Linked DNA regions of Homo sapiens: all the other regions are linked to region 1. Evidence: read pairs that join two places in POLR2A ChIA-PET (ENCODE). Cell type or tissue: OCI-LY7. All regions are shown on one strand.

Region 1 (4,000 bases):
CGATTCTCCTGCCTCAGCCTCCTGAGTAGCTGGGATTACGGGTGCCGCCACCATGCCCAGCTAATTTTGTATTTTTAGTAGAGTTGGGGTTTCACCATGTTGGCCAGGCTAGTCTCAAACTCCTGACCTTGTGATCCACCCGCCTTGGCCTCCCAAAGTGCTGGGATTACAGGCGTGAGCCACTGCACCTGGCCTCTTTTTTTTTTGGTTTTTTTTTTTTTTTTTGAGACAGGGTCTTGCTCTGTTGCCCAGGCTGGAGTGCAATGGCATGATCATAACTCACTGCAACCTCAAACTCTTGGGCTGAAGCGATCCTCCTGCGTCAGCCACTAGAGGCACTGGGATTATAGGCATGGGCCACAACATCCAGCTAGGAGTTTTAAGAGCCTCTATAGAAATAGATTTAGGTGGCCGGGCATGGCAGCTCATGCCCTGGCATAAGAGTGAGGCCTAGTGACAGAGTGAGACTCCGTCTCAAAAAAAAAAAACAAAAAGAAATAGATTTAGGCAGGCTGGGTGTGGTGGCTCATGCCTGTAATCCCAGCACCTTGGGAGGCCGAGGCAGGCGGATCACCTCAGGTGGAGACCAGCCTGACCAATATGATGAAACCCCGTCTCTACTAAAAATACAAAAATTGGCCGGTGTGGTGGCATGTACCTGTAATCCCAGCTACCTGGGAGGCTGAGACAGGAGAAACGCTTGAACCCAGGAGGCGGAGGTTGTGGTGGGGCCCAGTGACACCGCCCGCCTCAGCCTCCCAAAGTGCTGGGATTACAGGCATGAGCCACCGTGGCCGGCCCGTGTTTTTAATCAGAGAACACAAATGGGCATTCAATACTTCCTGCCTGCCCAGAATCTGTGGGACACACTTGAGTTTCAGGTGACAGGGCTATAATAATGTTTGTGCTCCTGAGGTCAAGCTGAGTTGAGAATTTACATGTTGTGGACATGTGTATGTATTCCCTGCTCCAGTAATCATGATTATTCATCACCTATTTTCCATCAGGCCCTCTACTGAGGACTTCTACCTGCATTTCACCTTTCATCCTACCCGCAACTCTATAAGCCTGGTAGTATTGCTGTCCCGTCTTGCGGGTGAGGAAACTGAGGCTCAGGGAGGTCAAGTTCACATTAAGTATAACTAAGGGCATGTGTGTGAAGGTTGGGCAGGGCAGAATTTGAAGCCCACTTTCAAACTTATAACTTAATGTGAACTTGACCTCCCTGAATAATGATCAGACCATAAGAATGTATTAATAAACATTTAAGGGACAATTGAATAGAATTTTAAAATCAGAGAGGAGGAGCCATGTTTGTATTGTTCACTTTTGCATTCCTGGCACCTAGCACCTTAGCATAGGATCACTGTTGGGTAAATATTTATTGAATAATGAATGGTTGCCATTTACGAAACCATGTTTACAGTTTTGTGCTCCAGAAGTGAGGTAAAGGGTTGCTTAATGAGAACCCAGTATTTCTACTCAAAAGGACCTTATTGCAAAGTATTTGGAAGTTTAAAAGAGTGGGAACATGGGGACGCATAGGGAGTGGTGAAACTGGCTCAGGGAAAGTCCATTGCAGCAAGATAGAGGTTGCCAAACCGTAAGCAGAACAAGTTGAAACCGCGCCTGTCTGGCAAACAGTCCAAAGTGGAATTGAAACTCCCATCTTTGAAGTGGTGAAAAAAGGCCCTGGGGTGGGGGAGTGGGGCAGAGGGCTGGCGTCTGTCTGCCTGGGTTAGTCTTGGTTCGGGAGTGTCCCGAGCAAGCCTGGGGAGATGACTGCCCCTCGCCTTGATCCCCAACTAACCTGGGGTTCTGGATTATGTGTGGGGAAGAGGGAATGTGTGTGGCATTCCGTGTTTGTCTTGAACTTTACTCCCTGGAATCTTGTAATACAAGCAATGGCATCTGCTTTCCATCGGACATAATCACCTAACCGCAGATTAGCAAGTGAAAGAGCACATGCCGTTGGGATCATCCCAGGCTGCAAAACCGCGCCATTAGCTTGCTCACTCTTTGGGAAAATACGGTGTTCCAGGGACGGGGATTTCCTAGGTAACATGTCCAGTTCTCTCATGCATCAAAGCTTGAACTGAAATCTTTCTAGAATGTATCCTGCCTCCTTAAATCAGAACTACTGAACACAGTTTAGCCTTTCATTGGAGACCCTGGGCAGATGATTACTGAACACAGTTTAGCCTTTCATTGGAGACCCTGGGCAGATGATAACCACCCATTGTCATGAGGTCTGGGGGTGGTGGCCAGAATTTCATTCTCTCCTGGCCTTGGTCTGACCTCCGCCCCCAAGGTCCAGTTGTCCTGCTCTGGGCACTGACCCTGCCCCAGCTCCTGAGCCCCTCGACCACCACAATCACCACTAAGTCTCTGCCTGGCATGGAGAACAAGATAGCCAAGGTGAAGAGGGATCCTGTTACCCTCTAACTCAGTAGTTCTAATTTCTACACAGTAATCTGCCCCATGTTTGGAAAAACGCATGTGAAAGGGTTCGCCACAGCTGTTGCTGGAATGGCGATCACTTGTCCTAAAAGTGCATTTGTAGGAAATCGTTAAATAAACCATGGCCTGACCGTGTTGAGGAACGCTATGTGGCTTAACATGAGGCAGAGCTGCCTGTGGAATAACGTCCAAGAGAAACTGAGAAAAGCGAGTTAGCAAACAGCAAGTCTATTACCCCCACTTAGAAAGGACACGGCAGTGTCCCGGTTCTCTGGTCTCCTGGGTCCTCCCAGCATCAAGTGCAGATCCTGGCACACAGCAGGTAGAATCGCGAGCCCCCCGCTCTCCCCTCACCTACACCCTGCAGCCACTCCTCCTGTCCCCAGGCTCTTCCTAGCAGTCACCCTTCAGACCCCTCAGCTGGCCAAGCCTCCTCCTGCTTCTCACTTGCTTGGTTTTGCTTGTTTCCTGCGCCCTCTCCTCACCAGGACTTCAGCTCCCACAAGCCAGGACTTGGCTCTTGGACTCCCTGTGCTGGAGTGGCCAGGGCTGTCAGTGAAAGCTTATGGAATGCGTGGGTGAATGAATCCAATTTTTACAAAACAAAGTGAGATGTATTTATTAAAATATGTAGGAATTAGAGTATTTTGATAGAAAATCTTTATGTTTTGCCTACAGTCTAGATTGAAAATGTCAACTCCAGACATCACTGTGCTTCTGGAAACTATAAAGAGGAAGTGGGAGCTAGGACATCCCCCCACCACGCCCCGCCCAAGAGCGTTTACGTGTGTTATGTAAGTCGAGCTTCGGGTTTCTGGTCAGGAGGTTATAAAGCATTTGGCCCAGAGTCTGGCCTGGTGTTTATTCAGGAAAACTGCTCCTCACTTGAAGCAGAACTTTGGCAGAAACTCAGTGTGAGAACAGTTCCTACCCAGCCCCCCACCGGGGAGGGAAGCCACTGAGTCTGGCTCTGGGAGAAGGGAAATGGGAAATGTAAACCGGAGGAGGTTTCCAGCGTCCTACAGCAGACCCAGGTTTATCTTATCAGTGGAGAAGGGAGGATGGGTTGTTGAAAATGCAGCCTGGTTCAACAGTGAAGGGTGATTGAGAACATTCTGGGCTTTGAAAGGCAAACATGCCAGGGAGTGGTCTTTCCAGGATCCTAATCTAAATCAGAGGGGCCAGCCCAGCGAGGAAGGGGTGGGGCTGGTGGGGTTTTAGCCAGACTGGCCCACCTCTCCCCTTCCTACTTCCTGATCTTTGCAAAATAAAGTTTAAAATCCAGGACAATTTAGTATGCTTTGGTGCAGGGAACAACATAAAGAGTATAGACCTGGCCCTCGCTCCTAAGAATCTTTAAGCTACGAGAGAGCTGCAGGATCTAGAACACTGCAGGACCCCCTGCGGGCAAGGTCCTAGCTTAGGAACTGTACACTCGTTCTTGCATTTAACCTTCACATCAGCCCCCAGAAGTACTCGATGAGGCATCTGGGAAGTGAAGGGATTTGCCCAGGGTCAAATCTGTGAGGGATGGAGTCAG
Region 2 (4,000 bases), 140 kb before region 1:
ATTTTAGTAGAGACAGGGTTTTGCCATGTTGGCCAGGCTGGTCTCAAACTCCTGACCTCAGGTGATCCGCCCGCCTCAGCCTCACAAAGTGCTGGGATTACAGGCATGAGCCACCGCACCCGGCCGGAAACATCTCATTCTTTTACAGGGGACTTGAGTTCTCCCAGTTCTCTAGGGAAAACCTGAACTTTTGCCTATTGGGCCATAATCAAGGGATTGAGAATTAGAACCAGGAGTTGATATAGCTGGGAGAGCAGTGGTGCGATCATAGCTCACTGCAAGCTCGAACTCCTGGGCTCCAGAGATCCTCCTGCCTTAGCCTCCTGAGTAGCTGGGACTACAGGCATGCGCCACCCCTGGCTAATTGTTTTTAATTTTTAGTAGAGACAAGGTCTATGTTGCCCAGGCTGGTCTTGAACTCCCAGCCTCAAGCGATCCTCTTATCTCGGCCTCCCAGAGTGTTGGGATGACAGGTGTGAGCCACAGCACCTAGCCTGGGCTCTTCCTTTTTAAATTAGGAAACACATGTACCAGGAAATCTGGTCTGGAACCTGCTGCTTCTTCTGGGCAAAAAAAATGGCAGAAGACATCCTCACAGAGGCCAAGTTGGAACTGTTTTTCCTATTTGGCATTTATGCTTAGTGCTGTAGATTTACTTTTACTTTTTTTTTTTTTTTTTTTTTTTGAGATGGAGTTTCACTCTTGTTGCCCAGGCTGGAGTGCAATGGCGCGATCTCTGGCTCACCACAACATCTGCCTCCTGGGTTCAAGCGGTTCTCCTGCCTCAGCCTCACGAGTAGCTGGGATTACAGGCATGTGCCACCATGCCCAGCTAATTTTGTATTTTTAGTAGAGATGGGGTTTCTCCATGTTGGTCAGGGTGGTCTCAAACTCCCAACCTCAGGTGATCCTCCTGCCTCGGTCTCCCAAAATGCTGGGATTACAGTCGTGAGACACCATGCCTGGCCTGCTTTTATCTTTTGAAAATACAACACCCAGGCTGGGCGTGGTGGCTCATGCTTGTAATCCCAGCACTTTGGGAGGCCAAGGTGGGTGGATCACTTGAGGTCAGGAGTTCGAGACCAGCCTGGCCAACATAATGAAACCCCGTCTCTACTGAAAACACAAAAATTAGCTAGGTGTGATGGTGGGGACCTGTAATCCCAGCTACTTGGGAGGCTGAGGCAGGAGAATCGCTTGAACCCAGGAGGCGGAGGTTGCAATGAGCCGAGATCCAGCCACTGCACTGCACTCCAGCCTGGGTGACAGGGCAAGACTTGGTCTCAAAAAAAAACCAAAACAAACAAACAAACAAAACACCCAGATTTATCCTGAGTGCTGTACACGTTCACGTTCTGGGATCTTGCATGTAATTTCACTCTTGGACTTCCCCTCCTGGACAAACCTCCCTGCATTTGTTTCAAGGCCATCTTGAGCTGGATCGGAAAGGAGTCTTGGGTCAGGGGATTTAGAAAAAGGTCTGAAAAGAAACAAAGCTGCTTCAGTTCACTTAGTAAGTGTGGTAATTAGCCTTAGAGTAACAAATGTTATCTGCACCAGTGCAGCTCCGTGCCAAGTACCAAAACCACATTTTCCAGATGATTCCAGTGAGTTTTTCACTCGAAGCAATTCAACATTAGGCCCTAAAGACGGCAATCATCTTGTACAAAACAAGATTGTTCATTTCTTCCTTTCATGCAGCAAGAATGCAAAATCCAGATTAAGAACCAACTGCAGAACCCCTTTCTTTCATGTCCTCCTAAGCTTCCAGAATTATAGGGAGAGACTACTCAATGTTCATGAAAAGCATACTAGCTACAATAATTCTGAAATTGTTTTGGCTTCTGGAAGTACAAGTTTCCAAATTAATGTCTGATAGACCCTATGGTCGTAAATGTCTGTGAACATGTGAGTTTCAGGAATACAAGGTAAAGAAAGGTTATCACTAAAACATGAAAAGATGGCCAGGCGTGGTGGCTCACGCCTGTAATCCTAGCACTTTGGGAGGCCGAAGCAGGCAGATCACTTGAGGTCAAGAGTTTGAGACCAGCCTGGCCAACAGGGCAAAACCCCATCTCTACTAAAAATACAAAAATTAGCCGGGCATGTAGTATGCACCTATAATCTCAGCTACTCAGGAGGCTGAGACACGAGAATCACTTGAACCCAGGAGGCAGAGGTTGCAGTGAGCTGAGATGGTGCCACTGCACTCCAGCCTGGGGGACAGAGCGAGACTCCATCTCAAAAAAAGAAAGAAAGAAAGAAAGAAGTTGTTGATTATGGCAATTAATCAGGATAAAGAGGCCAGCCCCCACTCCAGTAAAAATTAAAAGCCTTATGTAACTTCCCTGAAGTTCACTAATACCCAAATGCAAATAATGCTTTTCACTTGCTCCAGGGAGACTACAGAACAGGGTTTGGGGGAGGCCAGTGGGTGAGGGTGGGAGGTGCAAAATCAACTTCACCTTGCAGAGGAGAAGCAGACACTTGGCCTTGGCTCTAGGATAAAACTTGGGGTTCCTAAAGGACAGGCTTTTCTCCCTCTTACTGCTTCACTCTTTACTGTCAAAGCTATATCTGGGCCAGGCGCAGTGGCTCACACCTGTAATCCCAGCACTTTGGGAGGCCGAGGCAGGCAGATCACTAGAGGCCAAGAGTTTGAGACCAGCCCGGCCAACATGGCAAAAGCCCATCTCTACCAAAATACAAAATACAAAAAATACAAAAAATGGCTGAGCACAGTGGCTCATGCCTATAATCCCAGTACTTTGGGAGGCCGAGTAGGTGGATCACTTGAGGTCAGGAGTTCGAGACCAACCTGGCCAACACGGCAAAACCCCATCTCTACAAAAAATACAAAAATTAGCCAGGCATGGTGGTGTGTGCCTGTAATCCCAGCTACTTGGGATGCTGAGGCATGAGGATTGCTTGAACCCAGGAGGCGGAGGTTGCAGTGAGCTGAGATCGCGCCACTGCACTCCAGCCTGGGCAACAGAGTGAGGCTCTGTCTCAAAAAAAAAAAAAAAAGCTGCATCTGTTGGTGCAACCATTTTATAGGTATTCTGGGTCTCTATTTCAAGAATTTTCACAGGGAAGCATGAAAAGGACTGGCCAACAGAAAAGGTCTGCCACAGAATACTCGGTGGCTTCCTAAACTCGATTAAGGTGACAGCCTGGTCTCTGGGTAGTTTAAAGGACCCCCAGCACTGTTAAGGTGCAGCTGATTCTTAAGAGACTTTTAATTTCCCTTCTGCTGCCAAGAGAAGTGATGCAGCAGAGTCACTATGCAGCAGTTAATTCAGCTTTATCCTGGAGAAAATAAGAGTGACTTTTTCCTTTTTTAGATAAGCCCATGGCATCGCACAAGCCAAAATATGCCACCAGCCCAAGCAACGTGGCATCATGCATGGCAGCCAAATCTCATGGATGGTATTTGTAGCTTGTGGAGCCTGACTGTACTAGGAGAGGGGTTTCTAAACGATGACAGAAGGTTGTTCATTCGTGATTTGCCAAGTTCTCCACACTCTACTAGCTGGCTGTGGAAATCAGTTTCTCAGCCCTTTTGAGGAGGACAACTTTGCCATGCAAGCAGAGAGTGGGTAGTTGCTTCAGTGTTTATATATTGATCAATATATTCTAGCAAGTCACATTTATGACGGTTTCCCACCAAGAACAAACCCCCCCACCAAAACAATCTCAGCTTAGTGGGAAATAGTCTCAGGTGTAAAAATTGCTTTTAGTGGCTGGGTGCGGTGACTCACAACTGTAATCCCAGCACTTTGGGAGGCTGAGGCGGGTGGATCACTTGAGGTCAAGAGTTCGAGACCAGCCTCGCCAACATGACAAAACCCCATCTCTACTAAAAATACAAAAAATTAGCTGGGCATGGTGGCACATGCTATAAGCGCAGCTACTCGGGAGGCTGAGGCAGGAGAATCGCTTGAACCCAGCGGGTGGAGGTTGCAGTGAGCCAAGGTGGAGCCACTGCACTCCAGCCTGG
Region 3 (4,000 bases), 190 kb after region 1:
CAAGTGATCCTCTCACTTCAGCCTCCTGAGTAGCTGGGACCACAGGTGCGCACCACCATGCCCAGCTAATTTAAAAAAAATTTTTTTGTAGAGACAGGGCTCTCAATATGTCACCCAGGCTGGTCTCAAACTCCTGGACTCAAGCGATCCTCCCACCTCAGCCTCTCAAAGTGCTGAGATTACAGGCATGAAGCCACCATGCCCAGGTAAAGAGCAAAGAGTTTTTCTAAAAGGTTTTTTCTGTTCAAAGACTGGAACTAGAAATCTAGATTCAGAAACCTGAATATATTGTTTGTTTAAATCAGGTGACTGGTTTTCTTTCTTTACTGTGACTCTCCAAAAGTCTAGGACCTCTTCATCGGCTTGTATAAATAAGGGAAGGCCCCAGCTCCTCCTACCCCCATTTTTTTTTCCTCAAGAGCCAGCTAGAGAGTAATTTTGAAAAGCAGAGATATTTTATCTAAACTGATCAAATTATAGAAGTAGGAGAAAGGAAAGAAAGGTGAACTTTTACTTTTCAGTTGTATATCCCTCTTTGATATTTTAACTTACATAGTGAACAACACACCAAATTTTTTAATACAGAAAAAATAAAAATCATCCATTTATAAGGAGAGTACATATTTCTGTCTTGGTCTCCAGATCTTTAAAGAGTATTAAACTAGCTACCAGAATGCTCCATTAACATGGAAAGAGAGGAAAGAGTCAGGTTTGGGTTTTTCATTGGAATAACAAAATAAGCAATTACAACATCTAATTCCCAGCTCTAAAGTGGAAGGAAATAGGAAGTATTTTTAAACAGTTCTTACCAACTGGGTGCAAAGGTGAAAATTAGGCCATAAAGATACATTTAAGGAGGCCAGGTGCAGTGGCTCACACCTGTAATCCCAGCACTTTGGGAGGCCCAAGCGGTGAATCACTTGAGGTCAGGCATTCAGGACCAGCCTGGCAAACATGGCGAAACCCCGTCTCCCCTAAAAAAAAAAATACAAAAATTAGCCTTAGCCAGGCATGGTGGCGTATGCCTGTAGTCCCAGGTACTCTGGAGGCTGAGGCAGGAAACTCACTTGAACTTGGGAGGCGGAGGTTGCAATGAGCTGAGATCATGCCACTGCACTCCAGCCTGGGTGAAGGAGTGAGACTTTGTCTCAATAAATAAATAAATAAACAACAACAAAAAATTAAGATAAAGATCCATTTAAAACATTCTCATCCTCATTTGTTTAAGAAGAAATTTGAGGCCAGGCACGGTGGCTCATGCCTGTAATCCCAGCACTTTGGGAGGCTGAGGCGGCTGATCACCTGAGGTCAGGAGTTTGAGACCAGTCTGGCCAACGTGGCAAAACCCTATCTCCACTAAAAGTACAAAAATTAGCCAGGTGTGATGGTGTGCACCTGCAATCCCAGCTACTTGGGAGGCTGAGGCAGAAGAATTGCTTGAACCTAGAAGGCAGAGGTTGCAGTGAGCAGAGATTGCACCACTGCACTCCAGCCTGGGCAACAGAGCAAGACTCCATCTCAAAAAAAAACAAAGAAGAAATTTAGCTGTGGTACCAGACTTAAGGTGATCTCGTCAACTACTTAAAAACTACTATAGGAAATTCTGATTCTGTAAAACTGATGCCTGAGTGTACTGTCAACTTAGATAGGTCAACAGTAATAGGAAAATCAGAAAATTAATACAGTCTAGACAAGAAAATGTTTTCCTAAGGTTTGTGGAAAATTATATTTAAGCCAAACTTGGAATAGTTTCAGGATTTGGAACTACTCAGTTTTTAAAAGAGAATTGCCAGTTTCTTAGCATCATAACTCGTAAAAGAGGTGTTAGACCACATAAAATGGGGCTATGGTTTGGTACTGACCCAGATCTCCTAACCTGTTGTTCAGGGCACTTCTTACTATTTCTCTTCTGATGGCTTATACAGTTGGAGTATATTTTCTCTTCTCATAGCCTCTCTTGGGCTTGCAAACTAAGAGTGCTCCAGCTGTACTGAGCCATTTCTCCTCCATGACCAGCTCTAAGTTTCCTACATCTAGTCAAAAGATCTAGGACATTTCCAAACCAATTTTGGGAGAAAGAGGCTCTAATGCCTTAACAGACCAGCTTGGTCAGCCTATCTTGTCAGACAGAAGCTTATTCCTAATCAAACAGATCTCTCCATAGGAAACTGTCTGAAGCCTTTCCAAACTATGCAATAAACTGGATCCACTTTCAAGACTAGGAAGAAACAATCACTATTGGTATAGTGCTTAGTTTAATGATCTTGATTCCCTTGCTCAGAGAAATCCATAAAAACACCATACACTCATAGAGAACCTTTAATTTTACAAAACATGTGTGCAGACATCTTATTTAACACTTTAAATCTGATGTAGATTAGAATGGCAATGATTTTCATTTTTAGAAAAAAAATTGATAAATATAAAAACAACTTCCTCGAAATCATACAGATTCTTAATAACAAAACTAAAATGAGAATCTAGGTCTCCTAAGTCTAGCTGTAGTACTTTCTTTACCATTGCTCTCCTAAAGTTGAATAAATGGACAAGTTGCACTATTTCATTTGAATTGTGGACCTCAATTTAAAGAAGGGAGCCAAGTAAAATAGTGTATTTTTTTCCTCCAACCTGGCAGGCTTATCAGAAGAAAAGACAATAAGGAATACTGAAACTTTTACTTAAGTCTGGAAGCACCTGGATTTTTTTTTCTAAAGAATAATTTAGATATATATTATAAGTTATTTAAATAATATGATCTCTGAGGCCTCCCAATTTCCCTGAATATCCAAAAGTTGAAATATTTTTAGCATATTATCTGTCCCTGAGTTTTAGTATAAAATTTGCACCTAACAACTATAATAATAAACACTTGATATCACAGTAATGACACAATGATACAAGCCCTAATGATCCCTACATAGGTGGGGAAAAAAATACACTTTAAAAAAACAAACTGGGACTTCCACTTCTGGCCAAGATGGAGTGACAGAACTGTATTTACTCTCCTAGCAAGCAAACGAAAATTAGATAAAACATCTGAAACAATGGTTTTCAAGACACCAGACATCAGACAACAAAGGGCAATAATCTCAGGGAGAAGAGAAATGAATAAAGTGAACTCTTTAACTGCCCTATCTTACCTCCTAGAAAAAGTTTTTATGCCACAGCACAGGAAATGGAAACTGAGGGAGGCCTTGTGAACTCCCTGCATTGAGGAGACAGAACTGAGAGTCCAAGGAGACCAAGGTAGCTAGAATTCATTGGAAAGGGTGCTGAAGAAAAACAAACAAACAAACAAAAGGCTTCACAGAGAACCTCATAGATTTGCAGAGGATTTGCAAGATCTACTGACTGGCGCATGTGTCTAAATAAACGTCTCAAAGCTGAAGAAAGAACCATTGAAAAGATTAGATAGAACAGTATCTAGAGTCCACATGGTGCCAACAATAGTGCCTGTTCTCACCACCAAGACTAGAAAAACTGATAATTCAACAAGGTATATGGGGTAGAGTACTCAGGAAGGTCTTGCCTCATTAGTGAGAAATAATTATCCTGAGAATGAGCATCATTCCATACCCACCTAACAAATTATAAAAGCAAGACCTGAATGATTCAAACTATTTCCAAGTAATTTAACTGCATCCAAGAATACAATTCAAGAATAGTTATGGTAATACAGAAATATCTAGCACCCAAGAAGATAAAATTTGAAATGTCTGGCATTCAGTAGAAGATTACCAGTCATACAAAGAAAAAGGAAAACATGACCTATACTAAGGAGAATACTAAATCAACTGAAACCTACCCAGGACTGAAACAGATATTAGAACTAGAAGTAAAGGACAATAAAATAGTCATCATAACTACATTCTATCTTTTCAGTAAGTTGAGACATTGGAGAAATATTTTTTAAAAACATCTATATTAGGCCAAGTGCAATGGCTCATGCCTGTAATCCCAGCTTTGGGAGGCTGAGGCAGGTGGATCACCTGAGGTCAGG

What was found. ChIA-PET counts read pairs that join two places held together with the same protein. Peaks named below come from ENCODE experiments on the same cell type or tissue, not always from the same donor. Only the 100,000 strongest peaks of a DNase experiment are listed, where the experiment ranks them.
Region 2: POLR2A ChIA-PET joins it to region 1 with 6 read pairs; 5 of 35 experiments call an interaction of 5 or more read pairs at or near these places.
Region 3: POLR2A ChIA-PET joins it to region 1 with 5 read pairs; 4 of 35 experiments call an interaction of 5 or more read pairs at or near these places.

The regions. Positions count from the first base shown.
Region 1 is chr12:111,772,467-111,776,466 of GRCh38, forward strand. All of the region lies in intron 1 of ALDH2 (aldehyde dehydrogenase 2 family member), which reads left to right. Among named protein-coding and RNA genes, the nearest start is that of ALDH2, 7.5 kb to the left of the region's middle. RefSeq lists enhancers at 667-1,238, 2,942-3,131. In OCI-LY7, no CTCF peak of the experiment used is centred here; DNase peaks (open chromatin) are centred at 1,644 and 3,235; H3K4me3 peaks cover 1,206 bases; H3K27ac peaks cover 1,303 bases.
Region 2 is chr12:111,637,229-111,641,228 of GRCh38, forward strand. No RefSeq gene overlaps it. Among named protein-coding and RNA genes, the nearest start is that of ATXN2-AS, 40 kb to the left of the region's middle. In OCI-LY7, no CTCF peak of the experiment used is centred here; no DNase peak of the experiment used is centred here.
Region 3 is chr12:111,964,786-111,968,785 of GRCh38, forward strand. The region is part of intron 4 of TMEM116 (transmembrane protein 116); the gene reads right to left. Among named protein-coding and RNA genes, the nearest start is that of TMEM116, 46 kb to the right of the region's middle. In OCI-LY7, no CTCF peak of the experiment used is centred here; no DNase peak of the experiment used is centred here.